Linked DNA regions of Homo sapiens: region 1 is linked to region 2. Evidence: read pairs that join two places in POLR2A ChIA-PET (ENCODE). Cell type or tissue: PC-3. All regions are shown on one strand. Each heading gives the region's core, and the rest is flanking DNA. Links, peaks and the distances in the headings are about the cores only.

Region 1 (15,711 bases), core at 4,607-12,606, 330 kb before region 2:
TGGGCAGGAGGAGAGGAGGGGGTATATTGTGGGCACGAGGAAAGTTGTTGATCTCCCCATGACCATGCCAGCCGCTGTTGGGCAGGACTTGAGCTTAGAGCTATCAGATAATGAAGTCTCCCCTTGAGAATGTACCTGTCCTTGCACACTGGGGTTTCGCCCGCCCCTCGTGGCAGAGATTTTGGCCTCTGCATCTTGAGTTCCCTGTGGTCCCCTTCTTCTCCACAGTCATGAATTGGGAAGAGGCAGTGGGCACTTGACCCGTATAAGGAAAAAGCAAAACATGAAGGCAGGATTGCCACTCCAGGAGTTGGGAAACTGGGTCCTTGTTCCAGGTCTGCTCCCACCAGTTTTATGAATGTCTCTAGGCCTCAGTATTCACCATCTGTCAGATGGGTATGATGATGTCATTTCCTTAAAGGTGGGGCAGTGCACTAAAGTCCCTGAGTGCTAAAGAGGGTGCTGTATAGACTATGCCCTCCCTACCTCTCTGGGATGCTCTGTTCAGCTCCACACCACTCCCCTTGGAAAGACCTTCAGTGCCGTGTACCCGAGGGGAGGGGAGCAGGGATGGGCAGGGTGCCCTCCCCAGTTCTCTTACCCTAGCTGGAAGAGGACGTTCAAGTGGGGGTTGCCCAGGGAAGTGGGAGTTGGTGATTCCTTCCTCTTTTTAGAACTCTCCCTATAGGAAGTGGCCCTGGAGAGACCTCGCCCCCTGTACTGAGCAGGAGACCTGAAATATCCAGGTATCAGACCTATTCCTCTCCACCTGCTCCAGGCAGTAAGGATAGGACCAGGAATGGGGAGCCAGTGCCTGGAGGATGCTGGGCTGTGACCAGGGAGGAGGGGAAACCTTCAGTCCCATAGGCAGCTTCAGTCCCATAGTTGCTAACCAACTTCCCAAGGCCTCCCATTTACAGCAAAAGAGTCAAATTAGACTCACCCGTTTCTCTACAATCCCCCATGGTACTCAGCCCACTACGTGGCCCAAAGCACAGGGTGTGTCCTTGGTTTCAGCCTTTTCTCCTCCCTGAGCCTTATCTCCCAAAGGCATAGGTGGGTAAAAACCTTGTCACCTCTGAAGGCCACCCTGCCCCCAACCTGCAGTACCCAGCATGCTTTGCAAGCTGGATAAATATGTATTGCTGATGACAGTGTTTGAGGAAGGAGGTCGAGATTTGCTTCTCCAGAGGACTTCTGGGATTAGAGCTGGGGGAGAAACAGGGTGACCTCATTTGCTCATTCAACAAATATTTATTGAGCACCTACTTTGTGCACCTGCTTTGTATCTAGGGAGCTGTGTTGTCAAGAACCTCGCCACGTCCCTCTTTCCTGGCTTGCTTCCCCAGGTTTCTGAAAACAGGTGGAGGTAGAGGATTGGTCTGCTGCCAGTTCCCCTGGAATCCCCTGTTAGGGTGGGCTCTCTGCCTCTGCTTGTCTCAGCGCTCCCTCCCCACTCGAGGGGGTTGAAGTCCTCACAGCTGTGGTGCCCCGTTTTGCTAGCTGAAGCTTAGAGTACCCCACCATCATCTTGTGACCATCCCTTCATAATAGCTACTAGTTATCACGATATGCTGGGCTCAGTCTTCACAGCAGCCTCACAAAGTAGGTGTATTCGCTCTTGTAAACGATGCACTCCATAAATGGAGGCTCAGGTAGCCCATGTGGCTCATCTCCCTCTCTTAGAGCTGAAATTCACATCCACAGTTCTTTCTGCTCAGCTCTTCTGCCAGTGTGTTTGCAGAAAGTACTTTTATTTATACATATTTATATTTTATTTACATCTCATTTGTGCCAAAAGTAGGTCCCATCCCTTCCTGACCCTATCTGGAGGAATGCTCTGGGCCTGGGGTCTTGTATGGGGGCGTGGGGCCACTGGGAATAATCCTGTCCTCCTCGGAATTTGTGGAGGTGCAGCAAAGATCTATGCCTTTAAGCCAGCGGGTCAGGTGGCCAACCAAGCTAGGCTGGTGCCCCGGCCAGGGTGGGGCTGGCATTGCCTCTGCAGGAGGGAGAAACTGTAACCCTGGGCAACAGGAAGGGAAGAGATGGTCTCATAATCCATCCCTGAGTCATGGCCACCCCAGGTAGCCTGGGTTCAGAGGCCAAGGTGCCAGGCTGCAGGCACAGTGACACGAAGCTTGCCACATCCCCCCCAACCCAGAGCCACAGAGGGACAGGCTGTCCCAAGTGAGGGGTATCCTTGCAGGCTTCTGCCCCTACCAGCCTGTTTACCTTTCTTTAGAGTGGGTTGCAGGTAGGCAAGGGAAGATCAAGATGACCCTGCCTTGGAGCCTCGGATCCAGGCTGAGAGGCCTCTAACAGGCAGCAGAGGTAGGGTCTGTCTGGTTTCTGTGAACAGGGAAGCCATGGACTTTGCAGGCAGCAGGAAGGGGCAGAGGTGCATGCCTCGAGGTGCAGTTTCCTTGAGTCCTGAGGCCCAGGAATGCTTCGCTGAAATCATCTTGCCTGGGGCCTTTAAAAGAGGGGGGCTCTTGCTCTGGGACAGAGCCCATGGGGCAGGGCAGAGGCAGACGGGGTCACTGTGGGGTCCTCTGGACATATTTCCCTGACAGTGTCCTTCCCCAGACCCCATTGAGACAAGGCAGGAGTTCTTTCATCTTAGGGTCCAGGCTTGGCTCACAGCGGTTGTGGAGGGACTGGCCATTTTCTGCCTCCCCTCCCCACAATTTTCCTACCCCAAAAAGGACACAGTGGAAGGAGCTGGTGGGTTTTCTTGAACCTTGGGGCCTTCCTCCAGAGAGGGTAGGGGAGTCGCCTGAAGCTGCTGGAGGTGCCAAGCATTAGGGGTGGAACGGCCTCCTCTCCTGACCTTCCAGCACTCTGGGAGACAGTGGCTGCAGCTCCACTTGACACTTGTGCTTCATAGTAACTGGTTTCCATGTTTCTGCTCAGAGCCCCCTGCAGGGGGACAGGCGACCACCCTCCTCTGCCCCACCCTTGGGTGTCTGGATGAGAGTGTGGGGCCTGTGAGGGAGGTGGGAAGGAGCTACTGATAGAAATAGGTGCCATCCCCTAGAAGAGGGGCTCTGCTTCCTCCGCGTGGCAGCCTGGAGGGGTCTTTGGAACCACTGGGTCCAGTGTTGGCCCTGTGCCCCCTGCCTGCTCAGTACACCCCACCCTCCTTCTCCAAGGGGCTTGGCTCCGGGTGCAGGCCTGGCCATCTGGAGTAGGGGTCTCTCTCCCTTTGTCTCCCCAACGTCAATCAGGAGGCAGCCTTGGAGGTCCGTGGTCCTAGGACAGTGTGTAGCCCTTCGTGTGTGTGTGTGTGTGTGTGTGTGTGTGTGTGAGAAAGTGGGTCATGGTCTGGATTCTGGAGAATGTTTTTCCTGGCAGGCCCCTGTGGGGGTAGGGGGAGGCAGGGGCCCAGGCAGGGGCCTAGGCAGGGGCCTGTGCAGCTAAGTAGGCAGAGGCCAGCAGACTGGGTGGTGACCAGGCTGGGGCACCCTGCCAATGCCTCCCAGTTACTCGGGGAGGGAGTGGGGCTGTCACTTCAGGGGCCTGTGGGGGCAGGGACCAGCCTGTCTTAGTGTCCCTGGTGGGTTCTGTGTGTTGGGGTATGCACCACTTCAGGGGCCTGTGGGGGCAGGGACCAGTCTGTCTTAGTGTCCCGGTGGGTTCTGTCTATTGGGTTATGCACCAGAAGGAGTCTTTAAGTTGCCTCATAGGAGTTTGGGGGCCCTGGGTCACTGGGATAGGCCCAGGTTGGGGAGGGGGCCAAGCTTAGACCCGCCACTTCTTTGCTTCCAGACTTCCGGCTGGCCGTCCTCCCCAAGAGTGGTTCTCCTAGCATTCTGTTTAATATTCCACCATTAGGTTTTTCCTTTGGGTCTTCTTGATAGGGAACCAGTACCCTATTAGAAGGTGATTTCCCCCTGAAATTACCCTGGGGGTCTCTGGTTGAAGTGGGCCATGGTAGGGAGGTTGAATCCCAGATTCTCAGCCTTCTTTCTGCTATCCCCTCCTCCCAGTGTCTCAGAAGCACCTCTCCCTCCGGGGGTTTGGAGACAACATTTTGAAAAGCATCGCCTTGGGGGAATTCCTTGACAAATGGCCAAGAACCAGCTCTGTGGCTGGGCTCCTTCAAAAGTCCCCCTGGGCCTGCCTCCTGGCCTCCTTCTTTTGGAATGGGGAATGTCTCCCTTGACTACTGGGAAATGGGGCAGGGACAGGCCAGCCAGGTCACTCAGGTGGCCTGGATTATTCTGGGGTCCTGGCAGTGGACCCCTGTTTGGTGGTGATCCAGCACATCATCCTGGGCTTCTGGGGGTGAATTTAGATCCTGTTGTCATGGGTTTGCCTAAGCATCAATACTTCTCAGGGGTTCCACAAAGACCCCTCCAGGCTGCCACGTGGAGCCTGTTAGATCGTTTCTCTTTTTTTTTTTTTTTTTTTTGAGACAGAGTCTTGCTCTGTCACCCAGGCTGGAGTGCAGTGGCACAATCTTGGCTCACTGCAACCTCCACCTCCTGGGTTTAAGTGATTCTTTTGCCTCAGCCTCCCAAGTAGCTGGAATTACAGGCATGCGCCACCATACCCGGCCTATTTATTTATTTATTTATTTATTTATTTATTTTTGAGATTAAGTCTCGCTCTATACCCCAGGCTGGAGTGCAGTGGCATGATCTCAGCTCACCGCAATCTCTGCCTCCTGGGTTCAAGCGATTCTCCTGCCTCAGCCTCCCGAGTAGCTGGGATTACAGGCACGCCGTCACTGCACCCGGCTAATTTTTTTGTATTTTTAGTAGATACGGGGTTTCACCATGTTGGCCAGGCTGGTCTTGAACTCCCAACCTCCAGTAATCCGCCTGCCACAGCCTCCCGAAGTGCTCGGATTATAGGCGTGAGCCACCGCTCCCGGCTAGATCTGTTCTCTTTCTGTCATCACTCTCTTCCCTCCGTCGGCCACCCTGGATGGGCCCTGTGTCCCACATTCTCTTTTTTTTTTTTGAGACGGAGTCTTGCTCTGTCACCCAGACTGGAGTGCAGTGGCCTGGGTTCACGCCATTCTCCTGCCTCAGCCTCCCAAGTAGCTGGGACTACAGGCACCCGCCACCACGCCTGGCTAATTTTTTTGTCTTTTTAGTAGAGATGGGGTTTCACCATGTTAGCCAGGATGGTCTCGATCTCTTGACCTCATGATCCGCCCGCCTCGGCCTCCCAAAGTGCGGGATTACAGGCGTGAGCCACCGTGCCCGGCCGTGTCCCACATTCTCACACGCATGAATGGATTGGAGCTGTGGTTGGCACAGTGAAGCCCCTCTGCACCCCAACACACACAATCTCCAGTGTGAGCCCTGACCCCCTCGGCTAAGGTTCACACCTGCTGTGCCCAGCACCTGACATCTGAGTGCTCAGAGGTGCCAAGTGCTGTGCTGAGGGCTTTGAAGGTGATTTCTCCTCAGTCCTGGACAATCCCAGGAGGGCCAGGTGTTATTACATCCATTGTACACACCAGGAAGTGGGCTCCTCTGAGGTGCAGGGCCCCGCCCAAGGCCATACAGTTAGTGGGGTAGAGCTTTGATGTCCACTATAGGGGTGTCCACCTTCAAGGCTTTGAAGTAGAGCCCTTCAGTGCCTCAGTGGGAGACCCGCTGCCGGGTGCTCTCCTGCCCTCCTCCTGGGGTGGGAGAGGATGAGGGAAGGGTAGAAAGGATGTGTTGTGTTGACAGAGCCTGGGACACCCAGCCCACTCCTCTGGCCAGGCATCCCACAGGAAGTGGGAGGTATCGGAGCTGTAGCACCACCTGGGGCTCATGTGGGGCTGGTGGGTGTGCTGGGCCCTGGTACAGGAGCTAGGAGCACCTGGGTTCTGGGCCTGGGTGTGTGGGGGCTGGGCCTTCCTCTTCTGAGGCCTTGGTGCCACCAGAGGAGCTGCTCCTTCATGTTCAGCGGCTGCTCCCTAGCAACCCAGCGCAGCTTTGCATAAGCAATGAGGCCTCGCCAGCTCTGGGCAGGAGGGGTTCCCTGGGGAGGGTGGAGCTGACTTGGGGGCTGCTGCCACTGCTATAACTGGGCTCTTCCCCCCTGTCCTTCATGCCTGCCTGTCTCTTCCTCCTGGGTTCAAATGGCCCATTGGTGGAGGATGAGGAAGGAGAGAGGGGAGGGGAGTGCCAAAGCCTGTGACCTGAAATGCCCCCAGCTCACCTGGGATGATTCCATGTTCTCCCCACAGCCATGGGCCTAGGACAGTCCCAGCAGCTCCTGAGTGCCCCTTCCTAGGGCCTGAGCCCCTTTTTCAGAAGTCCTGGTATCTGATGTATGTCCTCCTGTCTCCATCCCCAGTTCTGGCATAAAGCATGCTTCCATTGCGAGACCTGCAAGATGACACTGAACATGAAGAACTACAAGGGCTACGAGAAGAAGCCCTACTGCAACGCGTGAGTCCTGTTCTGGGCAGGGGGCTGGGTGGGCACCTTGGCTCCCTCCCCGAGTGAGTTCTTCCTTTCCTTCCAATAACCGCAAGGTGACATTGGCGAACACTTCCATCCCCTACTTGAACATCACAGTTTGTCCTCACAACAGCTGAATGAAGCAAGCACTTTTTATCCCCATTTAAAGTGCTTTTATCCCCCATTTAAAGTGCATTTAAAGTACAGATGAGGAAACTGGGGCTTAGGGAAGGGAAGAGACTCTCAAGGTGGGATGGCTAGGGCAAGACAGGCTCTAACCCAATTTCGGGCAGTAAGGCGAGCACGTTTCTTTCCACTGTCCCCTGCTACAAAAGAGGGGGCTTTCCTCGTGGTCTTTCAAGAATGAGTGACGTGTCTGTTGTATTTGGGGTTGAGGACTTTGTTCTGTTTACCTTCCCTTATTTCTCTCCTCAAAATCGACAGTTTCCTTCTCTCACCTGGGTACTTCTAGGCTTTGGGGGCTCCTTCCTCCAGTGGTTCCTTCAAGAAAACTCTCTGGAAGCCTCATGCCAGCCCTTTTGGTGTTCATTTTTTGAGAATGGGCAGGGGTGCATAAAGGGTGTTGCCTGGGCCAGATAGATCTCTTCCCTGCCTGGTGAGGGAGGCTGTGGAGACTGTTTCTTTTGAGTATAGTCATCTTGAGTATAGTGCAGCTCTGTTCCTTCTGCACTGGGACCTGCAGCAGCTGACGGTAGGGAGGGAGTATAGAGGTGGGGTCCCCCATCCCAGAGCCTGGAGGAATACCTCCCCTCCCATCCCATCCCATCCCATCCCATGCAATCCCAGAAAGTACAGCAATTTTCCATCTTCCAATTGACCTTGTGAGTAGCAAGTACAAACTCAGTGTTGGGGCCTCACAGCCGCCTCCACCTGCGAGGTGGAGGCTTTGGAAGGTCAAGTCACTTATAAGTAATGATGTAATGATAATTTCTTTTTCTTTTAATTTGCTTTTTTTTTTTTTTTTGAGTCAGAGGACTCATCACCCAGGTTGGAGTGCAGTGGCGCGATCTTGGCTCACTGCAACCTCCGCCTCTTGGATTCAAGCGATTCTTGTACCTAAGCCTCCTGAGTAGCTGGGATTACAGATGCATGCTACCATGCCCAGCTAATTTTTGTATTTTTTAGTAGAGACCGGGGTTTCACCGTGTTGGCCAGGCTGGTCTCGAACTCCTGACCTCAAGTGATGCACCGCCTCAGCCTCCCAAAGTGCTGGGATTACAGGTATAAGCCACCTCGCCCAGCCTTAATTCGATTTTTTTTTTAATTTTAACTTTTTTTTTTTTAACTTCAACCAACTCAAGTAATGGTAATTTCAGTGTTCACATGAATTTAGGATCTGACTTGAGTCCAGTTTTTTTTTTTTTTCTCTTAATTCTCAGTCAGGAGGCTCTTTGCAGCTGAAGTTCACCCAGGGAAAAAAAAATTTGGGACTTGTCTAAAAAGGGGGCTTAAACCTCCAGCCTTACCCCTAACCTTACCCCAAACCTTCCTTGCTTCCTTACCCCCTCCCGTTCCCTGGCTAAGACCACTCTTTCATCTTTTTAGGGGCTCGCTCATTCAGCAGACATTTATTGCCTGCCTGCTGCTATAATACATACTAACCTGCACCAGGTGCTGGGAAAACAGATTCCTGATAAAAATCTCAAGCCCAAGAAGCAACATGAAGTTGTCCCTTCTGGAAGAAGGAGGGCACTGGGCAGGTTATCTGGGTAAAGGAAGGGTTGCAGCTCTGTCCTGGCCCCTCCTTCAGCTGCCCCTTCTCTTCTATTAATTTCTACTGTTCCTCTTCCCCCTACCAACCCCTCCCACCCCCACAAGGGAAATGGGACATTCTTCGAATTCTTAAGGGCTCACACAAGCCCTGGTTCTCTGCCACTTCCTCCCTCCATTGGGTAGTGGGGTGGGGTTCAGAGAAGCCAGGGCAGTTAACCCCTCCGTTGCTGGACCACCTCAGGCTAGATTCTGAGCCTCCGCCCCAGCACGCAGAAGTCTGACCGAGCCTTGGAGCCCAGTGACTCAAGCAGCCTAGAATTCAGTGAGCACTGGGAGCTGGAGAAAAATCAGAGGCTTGTCCTTGTTTTCTCTGCGTTTTATCAGCCTCATCCAAAGTTCCAGCTTACTGTTTTTACTGTCTTCTTGGGAAGCTGCCACAAGGTTGGGTGGAGGGCTCCTGCAGGGACTGGGGGAGCCAGAAGAGGCAGATCAAGGTTTCTTCTCTGGGTGATGCTTCCAACTTGCAGAGGCAGAGGTTCCCCTGTCTCCCTCCTGGCCTCCAGCCAAAAGAAGCAGGTTGGCCTCTCCATGTTTCCTCCAGCTTTTGTAGCCCTAGCCTCTGCCATGCCTCATTGACCTTTGGCCCAGTTGGGATGTTTCCTGGGAAGGAGCCTAGTGAGAGAGACCTGGGGGCTTTGTGACCCAGCTGTGTTTCACTTTAGCTGTAGTAGCACCTCCTCGCCCAAGGCAGTCATTCTCCCTCCCCTGCATCCACTGGGCCAAGAAGTTACCCGTGGGGATTCTGGGATGAACCAGGTGTGGCGCCCGCTTGCAAGGAGTGCTCTCTGGACGTGTCTGAGCCTTGGTTTCCCCATGGTTAAAAATTCCTGCCCAGGAGGCCTGGCATAGTGGCTCACGCCTGTAATCCCAGCACTTTGGGAGGCTGAAGCAGGTGGATCACTTAAGGTCAGGAGTTCTATCAGCCTGGCCAACATGGTGAAACTCGTCTCTACTAAAAATACAAACATTAGCCAGATGTGGTGGTGGGCACCTATAATCCCAGCTACTCAGGAGGCTGAGGCAGGAGAATTGCTTGAACCTGGGAGGCCAGGGCTGCAGTGAGCCAAGATTGCCTCTGCACTTCAGTCTGAGCGACAGAGCGAGACTCCATCTCAAAACAAACAAACAAACAAACTAAAGATAAAAAAAAATTCCTGCCCAGGGATGTTGGACCCTAGACCAAAGAGGATTTATTGAGCTCTTGCTATGTGCCAGACGCTAGGCCGAGTGTTTGCTGTCATTCCCTCCTGCTTTCTTACTTTTTTTGTTTTTATTTTGCTTTGGTTTTTTGGAGACAAGGTCTCCAAAAAAACTTCGTCCTGCTCAGTCACCCAGGCTGGAGTGCAGTGGAGTGATCATGGCTCACTGCAGCCTCCACCTCCTGGGTTTAAGTGATCCTCCTGCCTCAGCCTCCCTAGTAGCTGGGACCACAGGCATGTGGCGCCATGCTAATTTTTAAGTTTTTTGTAGAGAGGAGGGCTTGTCATACTCTTGGCCTCAGGTGATCTACCTGCTTTAGCCCAGCCTCCTCGTGTTTTCTTCCTGCCTCTGGTCTTATCCTTGAGTGACATTCAGGTTCCTGAATCCTGGGTTTACCAGGGTACAGCTTTCTGCCATTTCTGTTCTGGTCTTGCTTTGTGGACCACAGGCCTGGCTTCCTTCTCTGAAGCATCACGTGCTCCATGCTGGGCCAAGCCCAGTGCAGGACCCGTAGGGGCACGTGGTTTCTTCTGGCACTTTGCCAGGGAGTTGGGCCCACCCAGTGAGTGTGTGAGTTTGGTGTGCAGGGAGGCCTCTATGTTCTGCCTGTCTCTGGCTAGTCTCTGAGGGGAGCTAGGATCTTGCAGGGGGCTGGTCAAGAAAGAAGAAAGCTATCTTTCCCTGTGGTTTCTCAAGATTCAGATTTAAGCTCTAGAAAGTGACTGTAAAGTAGGCAGTGAAAAGGCCTCTTCTGTTTCTGTCCTTGCATCAGACTTGTTTGGGGGAGAGGCAGGGGAGAGAACATAGGCCAGAGCTCACTGCCAGCCCACCTGGTGTGGCGGACCCCCACATGCGTGCAGTTACACACATGCCTGGTGTGTAGGCAGACACCCACGCCGGTGCTGGGGCGGGGGAGGAGGACTTGGGAGCTGGACTGAATGGGCTGTGTTTGTGTTTCCACCTTCAGGACTGCAGCCATGCAGCCAATGCTGTGGCAAGGTTGAGGGTGCACTCCCGGCTTCTGCACAATAGCCAGTGGTGGAGGAAGAACTGCTAATAGAATTCTTTTTGTTTGTTTTTTTTGAGACGGAGTCTCTGTCGCTCAGGCTGGAGTGCAGTGGTGCGATCTCCGCTCACTACAACCTCTGCCTCCCAGGTTCAAGCGATTCTCCTGCCTCAGCCTCCCAAGTAGCTGGGATTACAGGCACCTGCCACCATGCCCGGCTAATTTTTGTATTTTTAGTAGAGATGGGGTTTTTCCATGTTGGCCAGGCTGATCTGGAACTCTTGACCTCAGGTGATCCACTCGCCTCGGCCTCCCAAAGTGCTGGGATTATAGGCATGAGCCACTGCCCGGCCCGAATTCTTTCTTGAAGCTTCTGGGTGGGTGGAGTGAGCCTGCTCTTGGTGAGAGAGATATTTAAGAGAGATATTTATGCCCTCCATTACTTGTTTTGTAAACTGGATTTTCCAAAAGTGGGGCAGATCAGTCCACACGCCCAGGCTTAGCATAAACCTGCATCGTTGTCTCCCTGCAGATAGTCTAGAGTACTGCCTGTTCCCTCCTCTTTAGGGCCCTACTGACAGGAGGCAGGGTTGCCAGCCAGGGAAACCAGCTTGTGAGGTGTCAAGTGGGAGGTGGGCATGGGCTGGGGAAGGAAAATTGGGGGACTTGGTTGCACCTTTCCCCTCTTCTCTGACTGCACATATTTGGGGTTCATTCTCCAGTTTCCTTGAGCTGTGGGGTAAGGACTGAGGAGGGTAAAGATGTCCCTGATTCTGGGGAGCCAGGAACTATGTTTCTGCCCCTTCCCTTAGGCATCAGATGGGAGTAGGGTGTGGTCTGTGTCAGACAAGGCTGGGTGCTTAAGTGTCTCTGGATTCTAGCAAACTGTCTTTAATCCCAGCTGCTTTTAAAAGGTGGGGCAGGGTTGGGTGCAGTGGTTTATGCCTGTAATCCCAGCACTTTGGGAGACTGAGGAGGGTGGATCGCTTGAGGCCAGGAGTTCAAGACCAGCCTCATCTCTACAAAAAATGAAATAAATTAGCCGAGTGTGGTGGTGTGGGCCTGTGGTCCCAGTTACTTGGGAGGCTGAGGCAGGAGGATTACTTGAGTCTGGGAGGTTGAGGCTGTAGTGAGCCCTGATTGCACCACAGCACTCCAGCCTGGCAACAGAGGGACACTCTGTCTCTAAAAAATGTAAAAATGAAAATAAAAATAGGTGGAGCAGGAGTAGGCAAACCCCGCACTGGGGCCCAGGGCTTTCCCTCCTTCCCAAAATTGTCTGCCTCTAACTGGAAAAATGGGGACTAGGGATGACAGTGTGGGGGAGGGCAAGTGCAAATGGCCAGCCCAAGTAGCCAAATGTGGCCTCCAGGTAGCCCTCCCACCTCACTTACCCCCAAATCCCTGTCCTTCAGGCCTCCTGGAGCCTGAGGGATCACTTTGCTTCCTAACACCTACGTTTTACAGATGAGGAAACAGGCCCGCGTTTCCATGCCTTACTCAACTTGCAGAATTGTTTCTCTTCTATATTACCGACAGGGGCAGGCTTTTTTTTTTTTTTTTTTCTTTTCATTTTGTGTGCAATCTGATGGCTGGTAAGTTCTTCCTCAAGTCTAGCCTTGATCTTTTTGACTGCTCTTTTTTTTCCTCTGATTGAACAATGCCTCCTTGTTGCTTCCTATCGCCACCACTTCAGCCCCTTAGGCCTGAGGGGATGGACGGGTGAGAAACTGGGTTAGCAGGGAGCCCTCCCTTCCCGCCTGTGGGCAGCCTTCCCAGTAGGGGCTTTTGGAATCCGCAGCTCTTTCTAGAGGCAGGATGTGGGGGCTGTTTTTTTTTTTTCCTTTTGGTAAAACCAAAAGCTCCTTGTTGCTTTTGTTGATGTCTTTTTGTTCCTCCTTGAACACAAAGCTGTGGTTTTTGAAGAGATCCAAGCCTGGAACGGGCGAGGCTCTGTGTAGAAAGGGCGCTGGGCTTTCGGGTTCGCTATCCTGTTCTTCTGACCCTGGAGTGTGGCTGATGGCAGGACTGGAGAGTGAGGCTGGTGGCTGACAAGCTGTCCCTGTCACCTGTGAGCCCGGAAACCTTGCCCCTGTAGTCCCACCAAGCAGGAAGGCCACCCAGAGGTCCTCACAGATAACCCCTCTCCTGGGACACAGGGCCTCTTCAGTATCATATCCTTTTTTTTTTTTTTTTTTAATTTTTATTTTTTGAGACAGAGTTTCGCTCTTGTTGCCCAGGCTGGAGTGCAATGGCGCAATCTTGGCTCACTGCAACCTCTGCCTCCTGGGTTCAAGCGGTTCTCCCGCCTCAGCCTCCCAAGTAGCGGGGATTACAGGAGGCCGCTACCATGCCTGGCTAATTTTTTTGTATTTTTAGTAGAGACGGTGTTTCACCATGTTGTCCAGGCTGGTGTCAAACTCCTGACCTCAAGTGATCCGCCCACCTCAGCCTCCTAAAGTGCTAGGATTACAGCGTGAGCCACCACGTCCGGCTTTTTTTTTTTTTTTTTTTTTGAGATGGGGTCTCTCTCTGTCTCCCAGGTGGAAGTGCAGAGGTGTGATCTCGGCTCACTACAACCTCCGCTTCCCGGGTTCAAGGGATTTTCCTGCCTCAGCCTCCTGGGTAGCTGGGACTACAGGCGTGTGTCACCACGCCCGGCTAATTTTTGTATTTTTAGTAGAGACAGGGTTTTGCCACGTTGGCCAGACTGGTCTTGAACTCCTGACCTCAGATGATCCGCCCGCTTCGGCCTCCCAAAGTGCTGGCATTTCGTGCCCGACCTGTATCATATACCTTTGAAAAGTTCAGAGGGATAGGCAGCTCCTAAGCAGGTGTGGCTGAGAGGCCCCAGAATATCTCTCATAATGGCCGAGCTTGGAAACGAGTTGGGTTTGAAGGATGAAGTGCTTTGTTTTGCACCCAACCTGCCAAGCACATCTTTCCCCAGAACTGAGTGCTGGAGGTGGCTGGGGTCCATCTGGCCTCCCCTTCGCTGTCTGGGCAGCTGTGGTGTAGAGGAGAATGCCTTGGGCAAGGTCTCTGTCCTTGACACTGGACCTCAGTTTCTTCATCTGTAAAACGGCACAATGAGAATGCCAGCCTAAAGCTGTGTGGTGGGTTTTGAGAGAGAATGTGCACAGGACTCAGTGTGCCAAGATGTTGCTTTGTGTCTCTGTAAATTGTCCTGAAGCCCGAGGCTGCTGCCAATAGCTGCCTGTTTGCCCTGCCCTATCCCTGTCCAGTCCCTGTTCCTGCCCCGCTTCTTCCTGTCCTACATGCCTCTCCCTGCAAACTCCCCAGAGCAGCTGATAGCAGGGAGGAAGGGTGGGTGGGGCACCTGCAGAGAGCCCACCACCCACTTGGAATGATTAACAAGGGGCCAGTACAGGCTGGCCTATGGGACAAAGGACAGCTGTGCTCTGGACTCTGCCCTGCACCCAGCTGATCACCTGTCCCTCATTCCTCGCCATGGCCCAGTCTGTCATGGGGTTGGGTTCCAGCGGAGTCACCAGCTGGGACGGGTGGCCCCTGGTCTGTCTTAGCACCCATGTTGGCATGCACACATTTCCAGCCATCCCTGCTGGGATCTAGGGGTAATGGATGGGATGGGCAGGAAGGGAAAAGGTAGAATTCCCAAAAATTGTTTCTGGAGGGAGGTCAAATCAGTTGGAGCTTTCTTTGAAGCCCGGCATGCTGGTGGGGGGAGGGGTGCAGCACTGATGTTCTCATGCCTTTGCTTCTAGAAACAAACCCGTGACACTTGTCCTCCTCACCTAAATTATCCAGAAAGATCCTATAGACACAGTCTCCTGACTTTGCCCTCATGGGCTTCTCCTTAGTTGAGGACCCCCTTGCTGTCTGTGCCTCTTCCTCAACCCCCGTAGACCTCTCTCTCTCTCTCACTCATTCTCTCTCACTCGCTCTCTCACTCTCACTCTCTCTCTCTCTCTCTCTGTCTCGCTCTCGCTCTCTCCTCACTCTCTCTCTCACTGTTGCTGCTCTCCTGCCTGGAGCTGAAGATGAGGTTGCCATGGAAACCTGAAGCGTAGTGAGCCGGGAGAGGGAAAGGCAGAGTCGTCTCGCCAGGGCTGGGGGCTGGGGACTGGGGACTGTGGGCTGTGGGGAGGGGACAGGGTTGACCCAGCAAGAGGAATATAGCCCAAGCTGTCTGCCTGCCTTCCTCTGCCTGGGGTTGGGCTTAGTGGGCAGGGGAAGGAGCTTGGAGGCTCTGGAGTGCCTCTTTAATCTAGTTAATCTGATGCAGGATTAAAATCCTCCCTCACTCCTGCCAAATTAAGCTGAGCTCACATCTGGGCTGGCTCACCCCCACTTCCCTTCTGATGGGATTAGCACTCCAGCTGTCGGGGGCTGAGACTAGGGGGAAGGGTGCTTCTGAAGAGGATGAAGTACCTGCCAACCCCACCCAAGGTGCCTGCTGCATGTTGGAGGGGCTCCCGAGACCGTCTGGTGGGTGTAGGGTGAGCAGAGGGACACAGTGTGGGGTGCAGGGGGTGTGTGGACATGGCCTCAATGCAGCTGCTGCCTGGGTGTCTTGGAGGCGCCCATCGGTGCAGAGGGCACATCTATATATTCATCGTGTGTGAGGCACAGTGCAGTGTGTGTAGGAACTTCAGACTGTGGAATGGGTGGGGCACGTCAGGTGCACCTGTCTGGCGGTCTTTGGGCACTGGAGCTGGCCTCTGTTTTATTTATTTATTTAATAAAAACAGGCTCTCGCTCTGTAGCTCAGGCTGGTCTCAAACTCCTGGCTCAAGAAATCTGCCCTCCTTGGCCTCCCAAACTGCTGGGATTACAGGCGTGAGCCACTGCACCCAGCCTGGCCTGTTTTAACCCTGTGCATTCTGGCCAATGAGAAACCCCAGGGTTTTGCAGACCGGGTCTGGAGGATGTGTTTGCCCTGCTTGCCTCTAGCCCTCCCCATCAAATGCTAACCAGCCTCATCTTCTCAGAATTGAGTCTTCGAGTGCTGGGCCAGAGCTGCCCGGAGGTCTCCTCTCCCCCACCCTGCTTTTGCCACATGTGCCTCTACTTCCATGTGCTTGCCTCACCACAGCCCCTGCCCATACAGTCTGCAGAATGGCTCTGATGTTGGGAGGAGGGTCGTCTCGTCTCTGAAGCGCTCCCTCTTAGGGCCTCAGGGCCTGCCAGCCCTGCTAGAGATCTTCCCTTTCTGGTCTCTAGGAACAGACTCGTGGTTGATCATCCCTTGGCCTGGAATTGTACAGGAACTTTGAAGGGAGCTCCTCAGCTGTGGGTGGCCCTGGCTGCACGGGG
Region 2 (10,327 bases), core at 2,328-10,327:
CCCAATGAGACCAATGAAATCGCCAATGCCAACTCCCGTGAGTACCTGGGATCTGTCTCTTCACCCTACTTCCTTCTTTTCTCCTGCGTCAGATTAATGATAACACAATTGTGTTGACTTTTTTTTTTTTTTTTAGACAGTCTTGCTCTGTTGTCCAGGCTGGAGTGTAGTGGTGCCATCTGATCATTGCAACCCCTGCTCCCAGGCTCAAGTGATTCTCCCACCTCAGCCTCCTGAGTAGCTGGGATTAGAGGTGTGCACCACCACACCCAGCTAATTTACTCTTTATATTTTATTTTATTTTTTTTGGGACAGAGTCTCACTTTGTCACCCAGACTGGAGTGCAGTGGTAGGATCTCAGCTCACCGCAACCTCTGCCTCCCAGGTTCAAGCGATTCTCCTTCCTCAGCCTCCCAAGTAGCTGGGACTAAGGCACGTGCCACCACACCCAGCTAATTTTTGTATCTTTAGTAGAGATGGGGTTTCATCATGTTGGTCAGGCTGGTCTCAAACTCCTGACCTCAGGTCATCCATCCACCTCAGCCTCCCAGAGTGCTGGGATTATCGACGTGAGCCACCACACCTAGCCTGGGTTGACTTGTTACAAACCTAGGAAAGTTCATTCAGAGTGTCTATAAAATGGAGGAGTCATTGTATCAGGCTTGTTCTTTTGAGTGTGCTTTCATATATTTAAAATGTAGAAATGGCCAGGCATGGTGGCAGGCATCTTTAATCCCAGCTACTTGGTAAGCTGAGGCAGGAGGATCATGAGCCCAGAAATTCAAGACCGGCCTGGGCAACATAGGGAGACTGTCTCAAAGACAAAGGGTATTTCTCACAACCTCTGTTTGTGAAGGAAAAAGAAAAGATAGAGGTTTTTTGGGTTTTTGAAGGCAAGAAATAAGTTCCAGTGTTTCCATCCTTTTTGAGACCGTGGGGCCAAGAATGTGAGCAGTGTCTCTGGCCTGGCCTATTTGGACTCTGTGATGTGCTTGGGCCCCAGTTGACTGACCAGGTGCATTATGCTTTCCCAGGTCAGCAGATCCGGAAGCTCATCAAAGATGGGCTGATCATCCGCAAGCCTGTGACGGTCCATTCCCGGGCTCGATGCCGGAAAAACACCTTGGCCCGCCGGAAGGGCAGGCACATGGGCATAGGTAAGTGTGGTCATCTTCTCCTTAAGAAATGATAGGTGCTGGCATCTATGCTGAAATATATTCAGGATCTAAGCACTCTGTCTCATCTTGAGCCTGTTTCTTACTCCTTGATATTTGATGTGTTTTCTGCCTGTGTGCAAATCAGAAAGTTGGTGCTGGTATTGGAATTGAGAGTATCCCTGGTAGGAGGTCACATTTACTAAGTCCCTACCTACACTATGCCAAGGATTCTGTACTTTCTAGTTTCAGAATGATCGAAGGAAGCTCCTTACAACGTGCTGTGTTGCCTTGGTGCACTGCCTGTTACACCCACATTCTGCATGAAGTGAATGGGGAATTATTGCTGTATTTGTGCTTCCTTTAAAATTGAGTAAACGAAAGAACTTACGTAGTTGGGATCATCATCTGGAAAATGGAAGTAATGCTACTTAAAATGAGGTTGTGAGGATTAAATGAGTTAAGGACCCTGACTTGAAACTATATTCACTTGGTGTACTTATACACAGTGGGCCTGGGTAGTGGCCCGTTCCTAACTCATCTTCTCCACAGGTAAGCGGAAGGGTACAGCCAATGCCCGAATGCCAGAGAAGGTCACATGGATGAGGAGAATGAGGATTTTGCGCCGGCTGCTCAGAAGATACCGTGAATCTAAGAAGATCGATCGCCACATGTAAGCACACCCTCTTGGGCCCAGTACCCATTTGCTGCTTTGATGGCTAGTTCATTTCCCAGAGATTTTTTTTTTTTTTTTTTTTTTTTTGAGATGGAGTCTTGCTCTGTCACCCAGGCTGGAGTGCAGTGGCGCGATCTCAGCTCACTACAACCTCTACCTCCCAGGTTCAAGTTATTCTCCTGCCTCAGCCTCTTGAGTAGCTGGGACTACAGGCATGTGCCACCATACCTGGCTAATTTTTTGCATTTTTAGTAGAGACGGGGTTTCACTGTGTTAGCCAGGATGGTCTCGATCTCCTGGCCTTGTGATCCGCCCGCCTTGGCCTCCCAAAGTGCTGGGGTTATAGGCATGAGCCACCACGCGTGGCCCACAGAGATCTGTCTTACTGGCCTTGGGTAGGGAGCTTTTTTTTTTTGGAGACAGAGTCTCGCTCTGTCACCCAGGATGGAATGCAGTGGCACGATCTTGGTTCACTGCAATCTGCTTTCGAGGTTCAAGCACTTCACCTGCCTCACCGTCTCAAGTACCTGGGATTACAGGCATGTACTACCACGCCTGGCTAATTTTTGTATTTTTAGTAGAGATGTGGTTTCACCGTTGGCCAGGCTGGTCTCGAACTCCTGGCCTCAAGTGATCCGCCCGCCTCAGCCTCTCAAAGTGCTCAGATTACAGGCCTGAGCCACCACGCCCAGCCATGGGTAGGGAGCCTTTCTAAGAAAGTTTTTCTATTCTGGTCTTTCTTTTTTTCCCTGTATGTCATCAGGATAGCCCAACAGTTTATTTGCCAGGCAAGTTCTATCTAGGAACTGCACACAAAAAAGTCATGGTTTAGGAAGTAATTCATGCAGCAATAGGAGAAAAGAAAGGAAGCTACAAGCTTAGTGACCTTGGGTGGAGGAACAGCTCACAAGGCAGCCTCTGATCCATCACCAACCAGCATCTCTTCACTCCGTGTACCCTGCAGGTATCACAGCCTGTACCTGAAGGTGAAGGGGAATGTGTTCAAAAACAAGCGGATTCTCATGGAACACATCCACAAGCTGAAGGCAGACAAGGCCCGCAAGAAGCTCCTGGCGTAAGTTTCTTTTCAGAGTCTTAGGGGAACATTCTTAGACCTTTGAGAGTTGTTCTTAGATACTTAAAATGTGCCAATGCCTAAGTCTTGACTTGCACGTAGTCTGTCTTAGGAATACAGCTGTTCCCTTAGAGGCACCCACTCCTCTGTCCTGTACACACCCACTCTTCCTGTCTCGTAGGGACTAGAGGTTAGTTGAAGCAGGAGCCTTTGGTGGGCCCAGCAACTCATTCCAGAAGCTGACTAGGCTCAAAGGGAGAGGTCTGGGGATGTGCTTCTGTCTCCCTAGCATCTCATCTCTTCCCAAACTGACCCGTCTTTTCTCTTCCCTGACCAGTGACCAGGCTGAGGCCCGCAGGTCTAAGACCAAGGAAGCACGCAAGCGCCGTGAAGAGCGCCTCCAGGCCAAGAAGGAGGAGATCATCAAGACTTTATCCAAGGAGGAAGAGACCAAGAAATAAAACCTCCCACTTTGTCTGTACATACTGGCCTCTGTGATTACATAGATCAGCCATTAAAATAAAACAAGCCTTAATCTGCCTTCCTCTCTGCTTCTTGCAAGGTTTACGGTTACTGAGTGAGGTTTTTTTTTTTTTTTTGAGACGAGTCTTGCCCTGTCGCCCAGGCTTGAGTCCGATGGCGCAGCCTTGGCTCACCGCAAACTCCACCTCCAGGTTCAAGCAGTTCTCCTGCCTCAGCCTCCTGAGTAGCTGGGATTACAGGTGCGTGCCACCACGCCCGGCTGATTTTTGTATTTTTAGTAGAGACTGGGTTTCACTGTTGGCCAGGTTGATCTCGAACTCCTGACCACAAGTGATCCACCTGCCTCGGCCTCCCAAAATGCTGGGATTGCAGGCGTGAGCCACTACACTTGGCCTGCTCACTGAGTCTTTTACCTTGTTTTAGTGGGATGTAGGGAGAAAAGGAATGGCTTTTATGCAAGCCTCCAAAATACTGTGCCTCAGAACTGCCCTTCGAAGCACGAGTGACACCTAAGAAGTGGTCTCAGAATGTTGGTTGGGACCAGTAGTTGTGACATCAGTTAAGGAATCAGTCTTTACAAAAGCCATAGGAAATACTTAGGGTGTTTATACTTCTCAGCTGACAAGTGGGGGTTACAAATGGGACCTGAGCTTGGACTACTGGCTACTACCTAAGCTGTCACTAAACAGCTTTATTGAGATACAGTTGAAAGTTTGAGACAGAATCACCCTGTCACCCAGGCTGGAGTGCAGTCGGCAACCCCTGCCTCCTGGGTTCAAGCAACTCTCCCTGCCTCAGCCTCCTGAGTAGTTAGGATGACAGGCACCCACCACCATGCCTGGCTAATTTTTGTATTTCTTTTTTTTTTTTTTTTTTTTTTTTTTTGAGACGGAGTCTCGCTCTGTTGCCCAGGCCGGACTGCGGACTGCAGTGGCGCAATCTCGGCTCACTGCAAGCTCCGCTTCCCGGGTTCACGCCATTCTCCTGCCTCAGCCTCCCGAGTAGCTGGGACTACAGGCGCCCGCCACCGCGCCCGGCTAATTTTTTGTATTTTTAGTAGAGACGGGGTTTCACCTTGTTAGCCAGGATGGTCTCGATCTCCTGACCTCATGATCCACCCGCCTCGGCCTCCCAAAGTGCTGGGATTACAGGCGTGAGCCACCGCGCCCGGCCCCCTAATTTTTGTATTTCTTAGTAGAGACGGGGTTTCGCCATGTTGGTCAGGCTGGTCTTGAGCGCCTGACCTCAGGTGATCCACCCGCCTCTGTGCCTGGCCCCCCAGCTCTTTTCTGAGGAACTCTTCTGTTGGAGTGATGAGCTGGCGTGCCTTTCAGGGCATGTAATGGGCTGATGGAAAAGGGCAAGACCTGAGTGGGAATGGCAGGTTGGCTATGGTGTCAGGGCCAGCAGACTCCTAGCTCTGCCTCTGGCGTCCTCATGCCATTCTGGGCAGGATGGGCAGGTGGGTAGCAGAAGGCAGGGAAGCCCACACTTAGAAATGTCCCAAGGAAGCCGGGCACAGTGGCTCACGCCTGTAATCCCAGCACTTTGGTAGGCCGAGGTGGACAGATCATCTGAGGTCGGGAGTTCGAGACCAGCCTGACCAACGTGAAGAAAACCCATCTTTACTAAAAATACAAAATAAGCTAGACATGGTGGCACATGCCTGTAATGCCAGCCACTTGGGAGGCTGAGGCAGGAGAATCGCTTGAACCGGGAGACAGAGATTGCAGTGAGCCGAGAGCCATTGCACTCCAGCCTGGGCAATAAGAGTGAAACTCCATCTCAAGAAAAAGAAAATGTCCAGAGGACCCCCCATCGTATGCCTCACAGCCTGGGATGAGAGGACACTGGCTTCTGGATCCCCCTGGCCACTGGAGCGGCCAGCGTGTTTCACCCATTAGCTCTTGCCCTTTGAAGTGGGGAAGCTGAGGCCTAGAAAGGGAAGGGTCTTGGCCAAGCTCCCAGCTTGGTGTGTGGGACACCTGCTTCCCAGGCCTGGCCCAGAGGAGGAGGGGTAGTGGAGACTGCCCACCCCCAACCCCTCCATGCAGTAGAGAGATGACAGGAAGGAGAAGCTGGGTGTGGTGGCTCACGCCTGTAATCCCAGCACTTTTGGAGGCCGAGCGGGAGAACTGCTTGAGTCCAGGAGTTTGAGACTAGCCTGGGCAACATGGCGAAAACCCATCTCTACAGAAAATACAAAAATTAGCCGGGCATGGTGGTGCACCCCTGTAGTCCCAGCTACTCAGGAGGCTGAGGTGGTAGGATCACCTGAACCCGAAAGGTGGAAGCTGCAGTGAGCCAAGATTGCACCACTGCACTCCAGCCTTGGTGACAGAGCCAGACCCTTCCCCCCAACCCCCAACCAAAAAAAAAAAAATGTCAGGAAGGAGAATGAGGTAACCCAATATGAGACCCTCCCAGGATTCCAGAGCCTGCAGCGCAGAAGCTGGTTTCCACCCTGGACCAGAAGATGGTGCTACTCGCTCACAGGTCAATGCAGGTGTCAGCTGCTGCCTCACTGGAGTTTTTTTTTGGTTTTGTTTTTGTCTGTTCTCGGGGGCGGGAGAAAGAGATGGGTTAGGAAGTTGTAGGAACCCACCTCTTGGAAGGCCTTGGGTTTCCCCACTTCTTTCCTAACCTCACCCCAGGCCTGAAGTTGGCCTCTTTCCACCATGGTCCTCCAACCTCTTCCCAGGCCAGTGCCTAGGAGGGATCCACTCCCACAGGAGCCCCAAGCAGAAAGAACCCCTAAAGTAACTGCTGGATCTTTTCCGGGTCCTGTAGCCTTGAGAAAATCTGATTAAAAGATGTGTCCTCTTGTTTCCTTACTTATGGAAAAAGAAAAAAGAAAAGATGTGTCCTGTCAGGCACATTGGCGTGAGCCTGTAGTCCCAGTTATTCTGGAGGCTGACTGGGAAGGGCTACGTGAGCCCAGGAGTTTGGGGCTGCAGTGAGCTATGACGGTGCCTGTGAATAGACACTGCATGCCAGCCTGGGCAACATAATAAGTCCCTGTCTCTAAAACAAAAATATCAAAAATAATTTGTTGGCTGGGCGCGGTGGCTCACGCTCGTAAACCCAGCACTTTGGGAGGCCGAGGCGGGTGTATAATTTGAGGTCAAGAGTTAGAGACCAGCCTGGTCAACATGGTGAAACCCTGGCTCTACTAAAAATACAAAAATTAGCCAGGCGTGGTGGCACGCGCCTGTAATTCCAGGTATTCGGGAGGCTGAGGCAGGAGAATCACTTGAACCCAGGAGGCAAAGGTTGCAGTGAGCCGAGATTGAGCCACTGCACTCCAGCCTGGGTGACAGAGAGAGACTCCATCTCAGGGGAAAAAAAAAAAATTGTAAAAAAAAATGTTTTTTCTTTCAAGAGCATACAAGTGTCCCTATCATATAATTCCACACCCTTTCAAGGAGCTCGTGACCCACACCCTTACCACGTAAAGAATCCCTGAGCAAACCCAATGCTTGATTTTCTAGAGGAGGAAACAGAGACCCAGAGGAGCCAGTGACTCTTCTGCTGTGCTCAGCAGTGCGGCAAACAGGCCGGGGGTGGGGGGGCTAGGCTGGCTACTGGCTGGTGGCAGACACAAGTGGGGTGTGCAGAACCTCAGTGCTGCACGAACACTGGCGCCTGACTCTGATTCCCAGGCTGCAGTCTCCCGACGTGGGAGGGTGTGATTCAGATTGGGGTGCAGCAGAGGCACTGAGCACAGCTGCTACTGCAGGGCTGTGAGCTGGAGAAGAGGGTACAGAGGGGCCTGGCCTCCTTCCAGTACTGCCTCTGAGGCTACGGCAGGGCTAACCTAGGCTGGCTTCCTGCAAAGCACAGGGAGGCTGAGGCTGCCTTCCTTGCACTCCTCAGCAGGTGCCCCCACCTGCCCAGGCATTGGGTGGACAGCGGGTAAGAATGGGGGTGAAGAAGGTTGAAGGGGCCAAAGGAAGCAGTGCTGGCAAAATGAGTAGGGTTGCACCGAGGGGCTCATTCTCTCTTCTCCCCACCTCCAGCATCCATCTCTCCAGACTCCCTCCTCTTTCTGCATCTCCCTGAAGTCCAGGGAACCTTCATCCCACACAGTACAAGCCAGGTGAAGCTCAGCTTCTGTGTAGGGGGGCATGAAGGGCACATGTGGGTCAGAGACAACAGAGCCAAATGGTGGGATTTGGGATCACCAGTAGCTTCCTAGGCACCCTTTGCCCCAGACCAGTAGTGTTGCTGGTCCGTCCACCCCCAGAGTGGGCACAGAGGAGGGCAAAGGCTACAGTGGGGCACCAACTGTTCCCAGGCCCTAGGCTGTGAGCATGCTGCATGGGGTTCAGCCACCCAAAAAAGCTGCTGTGCTCAGCAGTGCGGCAAATAGGCTGGAGGGGGATGGGCGTCCAGGCCAGCTGCCGGCTGGTGGCAGACACACAGCTGGGTGTGCATAAGGCGTGGCTGCAAGGCTCTCAGGCTCTTGATCCCTGGAGCCTCTGGCCCAGCGTCTCAGGGTGTCTCTGTCTCCATTTTGTTAGTTTAAGGCATTGAGGAAGCCAGGGCAGGGGAGGGAAAGAGCTGAAAGGAGAAGAAAAAGCCGCGGTTTCCAAGACTGGCTTGATCACTCATTTTGCTGTGTGACCCTGGACAAGTCATTAGCCCACTCCAGGCCTCAGTTTCCCCATGTATAAAGAGGGCAGTGTTGAGCTGGGTAATCTGTGTGACCTTAGATAAGCCACCTAACCTGGCTGTGCCTCAGTTCTTCCCTGTGAGAGGAGGACACCCCCACTCGCCTCACAGGATCCTGGAAAGGATTAAGTAACATCAAGTTCCTGGCACGGTTCCCTGGGCACAGTAGGTGCCTATTTATGAGTTCCCTCTCTTTAAGCATTCACACTGGTCTTGTGACCCCTTCTTCCACTCCCAGGGCTGGGGATCCTAGGAGGGGGAGGGTCACCCTCCTTTCCCGGCTCTCTCGACCCCCAACCTCCAGGGCCTTCCTCAAGTCAAGGAGCCCAAAGAAAGCTCAAGGAGGGGACCCAAGGTCTGGGCCCACCTGGCCTACCTGGCTCAGGGGGCGGGGGCTGTAAACCGGAACCGGTGGAGGAGGGGGCGCTCATCAGGAAAGGCAGCCCCCACTCTGCATCCGGGCAGCGCCAGCAGTGCCCCAGCACCCCCGCAGCCCGCCTCTCCTTGGCGCCCCGCTCCCCTCCGCCTATAAATAGCACAGGACGTGCTCGCCGTGGCGATGACGCGGCTGGGCAGGCGGAGGGGAAGGAGGCAGCTCTGCCAGAGCGGTGGGCGGCGAGCGCGGCGGCGGGAGGGGTGCGGCCCCTCCATGCTGGGCTCCGATGACAGGGGCGACTGAGTCATCCCGGGGACCCACGGGCCACGACTGTCCCCGCCGCCAGCGTTTCTGTCTCCGGCTTGGGGGACTGCGGGGACGAGGCTGACCTCGGATGGGTACTGAGCCCTCCCAGACCCCCGGCACGCCCGGTCTCGGAGGGCACCTCTGGGTGGGCAAGATCGGCCTCGACGGCCCTGGCGCGCAGGAGCATGTCCGCCCCTGCGCGACTCAGGTGCACATGGAGGCGGAAAGTGACCGCAGCCCCAAGCCGTTTCCCTCCAGCGTCCCCAGACCTCCTCCCACTTTCCTCAGGTCCCCTTTTGGCTCTCCCCAGACCCCACCCTCCTCGGGCTGCTGGAGGAAAGGGATGAGGCCTGGGACCCCTGCCATGTTGCCGCCTGCCCAGCACCCCTCCTTTCAGAGACGGAGGAATTCTTCCACCCTCAGCCTTGCCCCTCTCAGCATCCCCAGACCCCACTCCCCACTTCCCTGCCCCTTTCCTTCCTCTGTCCCAGTGAGAGACACAGAGCAGATGGGCTGGGACAAGAAACATTTAATTAGGGGTCTGGGGAATCAGCAAGGCCCCAGACCCATCATGCAGCCTCATGTACAGTGGGCATTGGGCCCGCCCCTGGGATATTGCTGGGGGGGGGGGCCTCATGGCAGCAAACAGGGCAGTGTGGCTTGAGACCCCGCTTTGTGGGGGAGAAGTGGGGCAGGGGCCTTTGGGTACGAGGGTCTGTGTTTCTCCCACTGCATGGGAGGGTGTAACTGTGCCCAGGATGGGGGTGGCATGGGCTGGCACAATCAAGGGCATAAGAGGAGGATCTGAGCTTGGGGGAGGGAGGTTGGCACCGAGAAAAGCAGCTGTATTAAGAGAGGGGTCCTCTCTGTGTATGCCCACCCCACCCCATTTCCTGGTGGCCAAAACAGAACATTCCACCTTCCTTGTCTGTCTTCCACCCCCTCTTTTTCCCAGGGCTCTGTGTCCAGAACAAGGGAGCAGATAAAGCCAGCAAAGGGGCTCCTGCAGCACCTGCCCTGTCCCCTGCAGAGCCTGGAGAGAAGCAGGAGAAAGGTCAGCCCAGAGGGTTGGGTTCCTGGGGCGGCCGGGCAAAGCCTGGGACAGGAACTGACAGTCACAGGCTCCCCTGGCGGGTGGTTCCTGTGTGACCGGGGGTCCTGACAGTGAAATGGGTTTGCTTTGACCAAGCACGGGCCAGGATTTTGTTCTCAGTTGGGTTTCCGTGTGTCCAGGCAGCTCTTGGGTTTCCTTTTCTTTCTTTCTTTTTTTTTTTTTGAGACGGAGTCTCGCTCTGTTGCCCAGGCTGGGGTGCAATGGTGCAATCTCGGCTCACTGAAACCTCCGCCTCCCGGGTTCAAGTGATTCTCTTGCCTCAGCCTCTGGAGTAGCTGGCATTACAGGCAGACCCCCATCATGCCTGGCTAAGTTTCGTACTTTTAGTAGAGACGGGGTTTCACCATGTTGGCCAGGCTGGTCTTGAACTCCTGACCTCAGGTGATCTGCCCACCTCAGCCTCCCAAAGTGCTGGGATTACAGGCATGAGCCACCACACCTGGCCAGCTCTTGGGTTTTCTACTTGAAC

The links. ChIA-PET counts read pairs that join two places held together with the same protein. Peaks named below come from ENCODE experiments on the same cell type or tissue, not always from the same donor. Only the 100,000 strongest peaks of a DNase experiment are listed, where the experiment ranks them.
Region 1: POLR2A ChIA-PET joins it to region 2 with 15 read pairs; 10 of 35 experiments call an interaction of 5 or more read pairs at or near these places.

The regions. Positions count from the first base shown.
Region 1 is chr17:38,871,780-38,887,490 of GRCh38, forward strand. It overlaps LASP1 (LIM and SH3 protein 1), which reads left to right. Exons shown (of 7, transcript NM_006148.4): 2 at 6,307-6,401. Among named protein-coding and RNA genes, the nearest start is that of LASP1, 9.6 kb to the left of the region's middle. RefSeq lists enhancers at 1-142, 8,147-8,729, 9,897-10,479 and silencers at 5,976-6,055, 12,487-12,536. In PC-3, for the core only: no CTCF peak of the experiment used is centred there; a DNase peak (open chromatin) is centred at 8,322; H3K4me3 peaks cover 1,228 bases; H3K27ac peaks cover 1,252 bases.
Region 2 is chr17:39,201,283-39,211,609 of GRCh38, forward strand. RPL19 (ribosomal protein L19) reads left to right here. Exons shown (of 6, transcript NM_000981.4): 2 at 1-37; 3 at 1,035-1,157; 4 at 1,707-1,827; 5 at 2,795-2,905; 6 at 3,243-3,450. The coding sequence ends at 3,366. STAC2 (SH3 and cysteine rich domain 2) reads right to left here. Exons shown (of 11, transcript NM_198993.5): 11 at 9,259-10,327. Among named protein-coding and RNA genes, the nearest start is that of RPL19, 6.2 kb to the left of the region's middle. RefSeq lists silencers at 2,920-3,120, 8,550-8,659 and enhancers at 5,910-6,169, 7,839-7,928, 7,949-8,078, 7,957-8,623, 8,624-9,290. In PC-3, for the core only: a CTCF peak has its summit at 5,865 (motif pointing right); no DNase peak of the experiment used is centred there.